Regions from separate parts of the Homo sapiens genome. Here region 1 is linked to region 2. The links are chromatin loops, found by intact Hi-C in ENCODE. Cell type or tissue: dorsolateral prefrontal cortex. All regions are shown on one strand. Each heading gives the region's core, and the rest is flanking DNA. Links, peaks and the distances in the headings are about the cores only.

The links. Peaks named below come from ENCODE experiments on the same cell type or tissue, not always from the same donor. Only the 100,000 strongest peaks of a DNase experiment are listed, where the experiment ranks them.
Region 1: it touches region 2 in a loop (4-fold over the local background); 59 of 110 quality-filtered maps call a loop at or near these places.

The regions. Positions count from the first base shown.
Region 1 is chr2:8,691,230-8,695,625 of GRCh38, forward strand. No RefSeq gene overlaps it. Among named protein-coding and RNA genes, the nearest start is that of ID2, 11 kb to the left of the region's middle. In dorsolateral prefrontal cortex, for the core only: CTCF peaks have their summits at 2,209 (motif pointing right) and 2,411; a DNase peak (open chromatin) is centred at 2,219; H3K4me3 peaks cover 912 bases.
Region 2 is chr2:7,201,408-7,205,803 of GRCh38, forward strand. No RefSeq gene overlaps it. Among named protein-coding and RNA genes, the nearest start is that of GRASLND, 280 kb to the left of the region's middle. In dorsolateral prefrontal cortex, for the core only: CTCF peaks have their summits at 1,741 (motif pointing right) and 1,940; a DNase peak (open chromatin) is centred at 1,754; H3K27ac peaks cover 1,388 bases.

The DNA of each region.
Region 1 (4,396 bases), core at 160-4,159, 1.5 Mb after region 2:
CCACGATTGCAAGAGTTAGAGAGTCACCATGTTGAATCCCTAAAGATGAGTGTAGTCACTGTAATGTGGTAACTAAAGTAGTAATTGATTTAGACCATGATCTTCAAAGTTTAGTAAACTCATACATTGTAAGGTTGATGAGAAATTTTGTAATAGAATAATCAGGCTGTTAATAAAGAAATGATCACCTGAACCGACTGATCAATCTCTAGAAAACCAATCAACTGGCCATGAGGTGCCTCCCGATGGGACATGATCGACGCCAGCGACACTTCCTGTGAAGTATTCTTAGGGAAAAGAAGAGTAAAAATTCAATCTGGGGTAACATCAATCCCTGAGACCTAACTTCTTGTCAATGGGAAACAGGAGAGAGCAAGTGAAATGGGATCGCAGGAAGTGTTCAGACAAACCCGGAACAGGGCATCCTTGGACAACTGGCCCAACCTTTCCAACAAGCCGATGACGAAGAAGCAGAGGCCAAGCACCGAAAACACTTAAAATACCACCACCACATGCAACGGATGGGCTTTGTCTGGATCCTGAAACTCTAAAGGGACTTTTTTTTTTTTTTTTTTTTTTTTTTTAGATTGCTGGGGAAATTTGAGTGAGGGGTGGGTATTATATAATAGTGAAGATTTTGTTTCCTTAGGTGTGAAATTGGTATTTTTGAGATGCATACTGAAGTTTGTAAGGATAAATGACATAATATATAATATTTGCTTTAAAATCCTCCAGAAAAAGAAAAAGGGAGTAGGGCTGGATGAGCCAGATATAGTGAAATGCTGCCGCTGTCACCACTGAGTGACAGGCACATAGGTGTCCTCCGTTCACTCCTTTTGCATATGTTTGGGAATGTTTGTGATAAGTAAGTTAGAAAAATAACCCAGTCCTCTATCTACTGGAGCACAGAGATGCCCCCACTGCCCAACTCTCTGAAAAGGCCCTGGCCTCCTGACACACTGCTTGGCACCCTCATTCACTTCCTCAAGATTGACCTTGACTGAGACAGCAATTGAACTCTCCGCCCTTCTGGCTCTGAACTACTTTCACTCCTACTGAGACGCTGCATGGCTATGACAGGGGCGCCTAGCATGGATCTTAGCATTTGGCAGCAAAGAAAAGTGGCCGAAGCCTAGGAACGTCCTGGCTTCCCTTCCTCTTCTGCCTGCTGCCATTATAAGTAGAATGGCGTGTGTACTTCCACGTATATGATTATGCCACTTCTTGGAATGTGGTCTTAGTTTTAAGTTAATTCTCCACCTAGGGACAACGCTGTAAGTTTTATTTTACAAACATAATCTTCTAAATAAGCTCTAAATAAGTTTCATCAGTTCTGAGAGAAAGTTCTTAAGCACACAATTCTTCAATATTTGATGTTTCAAAAATCCTATGGAAGCAAGTTAGGCAGAGAAAAGGACAAGGCCATTCTTAATGTTGTAATTTTACCAGAGTTCGCCAAAGCCTCCCAGGGGAGGAAAAAAAAAAGACTTCTAAAAAATGTCAACTGAAACTTTAATTGCCTGAAGTAAAATATTTTAAAGAGTGAAAATTTCAAGTTTAAATTTAATCCAAACCAGTTAAGTTGATTCAATCTAAAAATATCTTGACTGGGAAGGAAATTTTTGGACAAGTTTGTCAAGTCCTGGCTTTGTACCTGACAATGACTTTTAGAGAATCATCCCCAAACAAGTAGACGCCCTTGAGTGCTCTCCCTGCAAACCGCGTTTGCTGCAGGGCAATGCCAGCTCACACAGGCCAAGGGGTAAAAAGCAGGACTCTTCCTGCTAATTATTTTTGTTGTATCATCTATTGTCTACAGGAACAAAACATCCACCCTAGCGAGCTGCTCCTGCAAAAACGGGGACACCTCTTGCCACTGAAAGTCTCTGACGTGTCGATGGAGTTACACTGATGTATTAATTTATTCGGCAAACATGCATGGGACTACGCCAGGCGTGGCTCTAGGTGCTGCCGACACTGGGATGAAACAGCCGGGATCCCTGCCCCTGTGGAACTTGCATTCCAGCAATGGGAGACAGACCATGAGTGTGTCTCATATGCATTCGAAGACAAATAAAGCAGGGAAAAAGAGGAGACAGAACCTAGGTGACCAGTTATGAAGTATGAAGGTGTTGTCTTCTGTCCTCAACCTCCGGTCGCCGGGACCCTGCAGAGCTCAGCCGACTCCGGGTTAGCATGGCCAGTTGGGGGCGTGAGAGAGCAGCCGCAGCGGGGCGGCGGGAGGATGGGAGCGGCCGCAGCCCGTGTGCTTCCCGGGGACTTCCCGTCCACCTGGGGGTCCCAGCAGCCCCGCCCAGCACTTCTTCACCCTGGCCTCCCTGTGGCTGCGCCTGAATCCAGACCGCGCTTTTCCCCACACTCAGAGGACCAGCCTGATGGCCCCCGTCCCTGAGCCTGCGGCCCCTGCATAGAGGCTCTACGTCCCAGGCACAGGGACCCTCCTCCAGCTTCTGAGCTTCAGTCACTCCCGCCTTTCCCCTCTGCTCCCTCATCCTGGGGGGCATGCTGCCTGCGGCACTGCCTCGGTGACAGCTTGGAGTGCTGTCTGTTCAGCTCCCCAGTTAACACATTCTAGCTAGTTAGCAAGCTTACTCTCTCTCTGAGAGCTCGGGGGGTTTCTGTCTCCTGACGGGGCCCTGACTGGTACCCCAGGCTCCATGAGAGCACCGTGGACAACAGGAGCAGCCGAACACGCAGAATCTGCGGGAAGGGGAATCGGGCAGTGGGTGCGGCCCGTGCAAAGGCCCGGCGGCAGCAGCCATCCAGGGAAGTCCCACCTGAAGGCAGTGAGGGGCGGTGGGAGTGGTGACGGGGAGGGGGTGGAGGGGGCTGGGAGCTGGTGGGGGGCTGATGGGGGGCGGTGGGGGCAGTGGGGGCTGGCGGGGAGTGGGGGAGGGCTGGTGGGAAGTGGTGGGGGCTGATGGGGGGCAGGGGAGGGGGCTGGGGGGTGGTGGGACGGTGGGGGATGGTACGGGGGTGGGGGAGAGCTGTTGGGGGGAGGTGGGGGGATGGGGGCTGGTGGGGGAGAGGGCTGGGGGAGAGCGGTGGGTGGTGGGGGAGCGGTGGGGCATGGTGGGGGACAGTGGGCCGGAGCAAGGCAGCCAGGGGCCCAGTGCGAGGAGAGGAGAACGGACAGGATGGGGGAGGCCCATCACACCCAGCCTCACAGGCCGCGCTAAGAGCTTTGGCCTTTACTTTGTGTAAACTGGGACCTTGGAGAGCTTTGCGCAGGAGAGTGATGGAACCAAACTATTTAGCAGCCACATTTCTTTTAATGTTTCTCGTTTATAGGTTACACATTTGTTGTTATTATTATTGATTTAATAATACTGTGTCAAGATAAAGTTGTCAAAATCACGGCACCCAAACTTCACATTATAAAATTTTAATCACAACCTGTTTTATCACAATCGCTTTGCAGCAACGGAAATTATTCGTAGTAATTATTAAGTTGGTGCAAAATTATTTGTGGTTTTTGCCATCACTTTTAATGGCAAACGCCGCAAATAATTTTGCACCAACCTAAATATTATAACTAAGGAAACGAATAGAATGGTGTGCATCAGAGGTACCTCCGCCAGTGCTTACCCCGTTTGTTATAGAGGGACGGGTTGTCCCTGCTGCTTTTTTATGGAGCGCTATATCAAAAGGGCTGAGTAAAATGAAGACATTCCCCAGAGGACTGACTCACTAAGCAATCATATGGGCAGTTTCTGGGAGGAAAGGAAGAAAAAAGCCATACTTCACAACTCTTAGAAGCTGTTGCAAAGCAGACCACATTCCTAAACTGAAGGTAAGTATTGTTTGCACAAACTCAGCGTATTAGGCTAATTTGTTTCCATACTTGATTTGGATTATTTCTCTTAGGATTTTAGAACTGTCATCATGACCACGTTGCAATGTACCCCAAAGTTGAATGTCTCATTGACCACACATTTCTTTCTTTCTTTTTTTTTTTTTTTTTTTGAGACAGAGTCTTTCTGTGTCACCCAGGCTAGAGTGCAATGGCACTATCTCGGCTCACTGCAACCTCTGACTCCTGGGTTCAAGCAATTCTCCTGTCTCAGCCTCCCGAGTAGCTGGGATTATAGGCACGCGGCACCACACCCGGCTAACATGGTTTCGCCACGTTGGCCAGGCTGGTCTTGAACTCCTGACCTCAGGTGATCTACCCGCCTCCGCCTCCCAAAGTGCTGGGATTCCAGGCGTGACCCCCTGCGCCCGGCCTGACCACACATTTCTGTTGTCATCCTAGGGACTCAAAAATAATTCAATTTTCTCTTTCTCAGAACTTTTTCCCTTTGCAAAATACACATTTTCAGTTTTAAAATATCTTGCAATAGCACTCTCTTATACATTATTCCACCTTTCATTT
Region 2 (4,396 bases), core at 155-4,154:
AAATCGCAAGGAGCAGAAGAATGATGTTTATACTAAACTCCAGTTTGCTGTTATCAAAAATATGGCCTATCCCATAAGTCAGGAAAATACATTATTTAAAAAAAAACTATTTATATCAAATGCAATTTGCTGTATGGGAAAAGTCTTTTTTCCAATCTTTATCATTTCTGAATGTATAGTGCTGACTGTGGAAACAGAGAATGGTGTGACACCCCAGGATAGAGCCCCAGGAAGGAAGATCTTAATCAACGTTACACTCTCTGTGAAAGATTTAAAACCCAGAAATACAATACATTTTTTTCTTCCTTCCTTGCTCTCTATTTTTTTTTTCCATTTCTAGGCATTCTGTATTTTTCAGCAAGGGTGGTTGTGTTTCGAAGTGTGTGTCAGGAAAGCTTAGCTTCAGTCCACATGGTCTTCTGTGTTCCTGCTAAAACCTTGCTTGTATTTTTCTGCAATGCCTAAATAGAAAGTGCTCGTTCAAATCTTATTCAACTTCCTAGAAATAAAATATGAAAGTGGTGAGAGCTCAGTGCTCTCTGCTATCCAATGCAAATGTATGCAAATTTCTTCATATTAGAATCATTGTCTAGTTGTCATCCTCGCACGGGGCACATCAAAGCCATACGACCTGATTTTTGCACCTGCTGTTTAATTAAATTTACAAGGCAGACACACTCCCCACTCCCCGTGATATACAAATCCGTTTTTACAACCACAGATTCTAATTTACAAGCCAGTTGACTGCTGAGTTTCCCCATCAATAGCTGCCCAACTGCCCTTTGTTATACTAAGGATTAAAAAAGGAAGAAAATGGTGATTATTTGGGGAGATGTATTAACAGAAAATGCTAAAAGTACTTTCTCTGTCTTATCCAATTCCAGATTTTTTTAAAAGCTTTATTGATGTATAATTGAAAAACAACAAATTGCACATATTTAATATATACATTTGATGAGTTGGGACATATGTATACACCTGTGATATTTTTCTTCTAAAGACACAAAGGAAGATATGAATCAAGGTACTCAACATCACTGGAAATAGCATTTTTGCTTGCGTTGATTTTCCCCTAATCTTCATGAAAAGCACAAAACTTCAACCTTTTCTGCAGTTTGATGCTTTCAGTTATTTAGTATTTCGGGGAGGAAAAAGCAGTCTGTAAGAGAGCAAGGCCAGGGTGGTTTTAGGAAGGCTATAATAAGGTATAGGTGTTTTCTGAAAGATATTTGTTGTTTGAAAATTATGTACTGTGAAATTCTCCCTCGGCTTCTATCCACAAGGGATTTTGAGTCTTCAAATTGTATGTATCTCCACAAATGGTGAAAGAAAATAGTCGAGCCTGATTCTCACTCTTTTATGTGATTATTTTTTTCTTAGGCCATCATGGTGTTCTTCTCCTTCTTTACGAGCCGATGCACAGACGTGTATTTGATCTCCCTAAGAGACGGCTCAGAAGAAAAGCCAGCAAAGGTATTTTAAGAGAAGTCTAGGGCGGATGAAAAAATACTTCTTTGTCTCTCTCTACTAATTCATCCGGTCTAAGGACTTACGTGGAAAAATAATGCCTTTTCAGTTACTGTAGAGAAAATAATTTAATGAAAGTAATATTTTGTTCATCTTCACCCTGATACTCTGAAATCTTGAAGACCCTCAAAAAACATGATTTTTATGAAATGCTTAAAACATGTTATCGTCTAATAATGAAAAGTGAACTTCTGAGGGCCCACCAATAGGTGGCGCAACACATTCACCGAACCAAGTAACACTGCAGACGAGTTTGGAACAAGCCTCATAAATTAAAGCCTTGTGCTGCAACTAACTGTGAGACATATGGGTTGAGTCCCAGGCCTGCCCAAGAATAACTTTGAAGAAAATTTTGTTTTCTGGCAATACAGATGCTAACACACCACAGAACCTTTAAAAAGAATAAATATGTAGATGGTTCATAGCTTTCAGAATAATTTAACCTTCCCCCCCCCAAAGTTAAGATAGCATCACAAGAATAAAATAATGTAAGCACTGTTTTTTCTGTTTTGGAAAACAAGTTGGTGGCTCTGATGCTCTCAGGAATTATTTGTCAATTACTTTTTATTTAATAAGGTTTTATTTTATTAGTCCCAAAGGGAGAGGAAAACAGTGACTTTATCTTGAAATGAGCTAATCCTTGATGCATAAATAATATTTAAACAAAGAGTTCTATGTAGGAAAGTGTCACCGCCTAAATTTGGAATTGCCTAAATTTGTTTCTTTGTTCTGTGATATGACCTGCGTGTACTCAAAGGTTTCCCACTTGAGAATCAAACATACTTCTTACAAAATTCTCCATTCTATCATGGAAGAGGCCAGTCATCACACTAGAAGAGATGTCACAGCTTCTGAAAATCAGGATTTACAAAGCAATTAATTTTTGCTAAAAGTTGAAGCTATATTTTTAAGATAATAGCATGTAAATTATAAGTAAACCTTTCACCTTAAAACTTAGGTTTTATTTAAAAACGGACTGTTTACAAAAGTCTTGGAGTCAGAGTGTGATTGTTGGATGTCGTGCTGGTTGACATTACTCTTGATATATGGACCCGCTCAGCTAAGGGTAGAAACTTAGAGAAATGCAAGCAAAACACATGGAGTTGTTCATAAAAGAATAGTGATGAATATAAATGTCAGGTTCCATTGACTAATACAACATTTCTGCAAAGGGAAGGGCGCTAGAAAGAACTTAGGATAAAATCAGCTCTGAAACAGATTTATTTGTTGCCTTAGAAAGACAGAGAAGGACAGAAAAAAAAAGGTTTTTATTTATCCTTACACCCAATAGAATCAGTGCATTTTGCTGCCCTGAAATTCTACTCAGTAGCTGAATAGATTGAATAAGACCATCTCTAGTATGTTTCAGTATATAAACAAGTAGTGTTTCTGCAAAGAAAACATTTGCAAGTGATTTATAAGATGAAATGAAACTATTATGGTTAGTTATTGTTTTTGTTTCAATATCTTCTCAAATGCAAAAGGAAAAAATGGAAACCAAAATTTAGGCTTACTTTGTGCTGGGTGTGATATTAGTCATTAATTTGTGACAGACAGATATAAAATTGAGGAAAGGCTAAAAAATATGTAACCCTCAACCCCAGAGCAGGGATTACAATTATAAATCACTTTTAATTACTAGATTTTGATGTCCTTAACATTGTTTTTATTTATTTATTTATTTATTTTTGAGACAGGGTCTCACTCTCTCACCCAGGCTGGAGTGCAGTGACATGATCTGGACTCACTGCGACCTCCACCGCCTGGGTTCAAGTGATCCTCCCACCTCACCCTTCTGGGTAGCTGTGACCACAGATGTGTGCCAACGTGCCTGGCTAAGTTTTTTTATTTTTTATTTTTAGTAGAGGCGGAGTTTCACGAAGTTGCCCAGGCTGGTCTTGAACTCCTGAGCTCAAGTGATCCACCTGCCTCAGCCTCCCAAAGTGCTGATATTACAGGTGTGAGCCACCGAGCCCAGCACAAACATTACATTTTGTATTTCTTGTGCCAAGCACCAAGCCTGAAACAATAAAAAATCATTAGTATGTTCATTGTCCCTGCTATTTTATTTTTATTCATTATATTTTGGTTGATGAAAGAAATGATGTGATTTCTAGGTCCTAATCACTGTGGGGGTGTGGGTGTTAGGGAAGAGGCTGACAGGGAAAACGTGGCCCTTTTTTTTCTTATGGAGCTAATACTTTAATTGTAGACAGATGTATACACGTGTAATGCTGACAAAGTCAACTGTCCTTAGCTGTTTGATCATCATTTTTTTTTCATTTGCGAAGTGGAGCTATTATAAAAGAACTTCTGCACACAGTTGGGAGGAGTAAATAAAACAGGATCCAGCTCACAGTGTGCCTCCACTGAACTCCCGTGGATGAGGCATCACCACATGTGGGGACATCCCAGCTGCTCTGTGCAACTATCTCACCACCTCCCTGAGTCACCATGGCAGCCTGATGGGGTGCCACCAATATCAGCTCCATTTTACAGATGAGGACAGGAGGACTCCTTCTTATGTTTCCTTGTATTCACTATATAAGTCGTATTGACAGTGTTCACCAACTGTCCATGCCTCTTCAGATTCCAAGCTCCTTCCCACAGCAGACCAGGCCCTACTCATATGGCCAACCCCATCCTGCCATCGCCCCTGCAATCTGTGCCCCAGCCACAGAACATCTTCCGTTCTGACCGGCTGGTGCTCTCTTATCTTTCAGAACATGCCTGTCCTTCAGGCATGCTCTCTTAGGGGATAGAAGCTTCTCTGAATCCATCCCTTTCCATCTTGGTTTAGTACAGATAAGTCATCCCCTTGTGGCTAGCTGCTATGGCCAAGCAGAGAGGACAGTACACCATGTTCGCA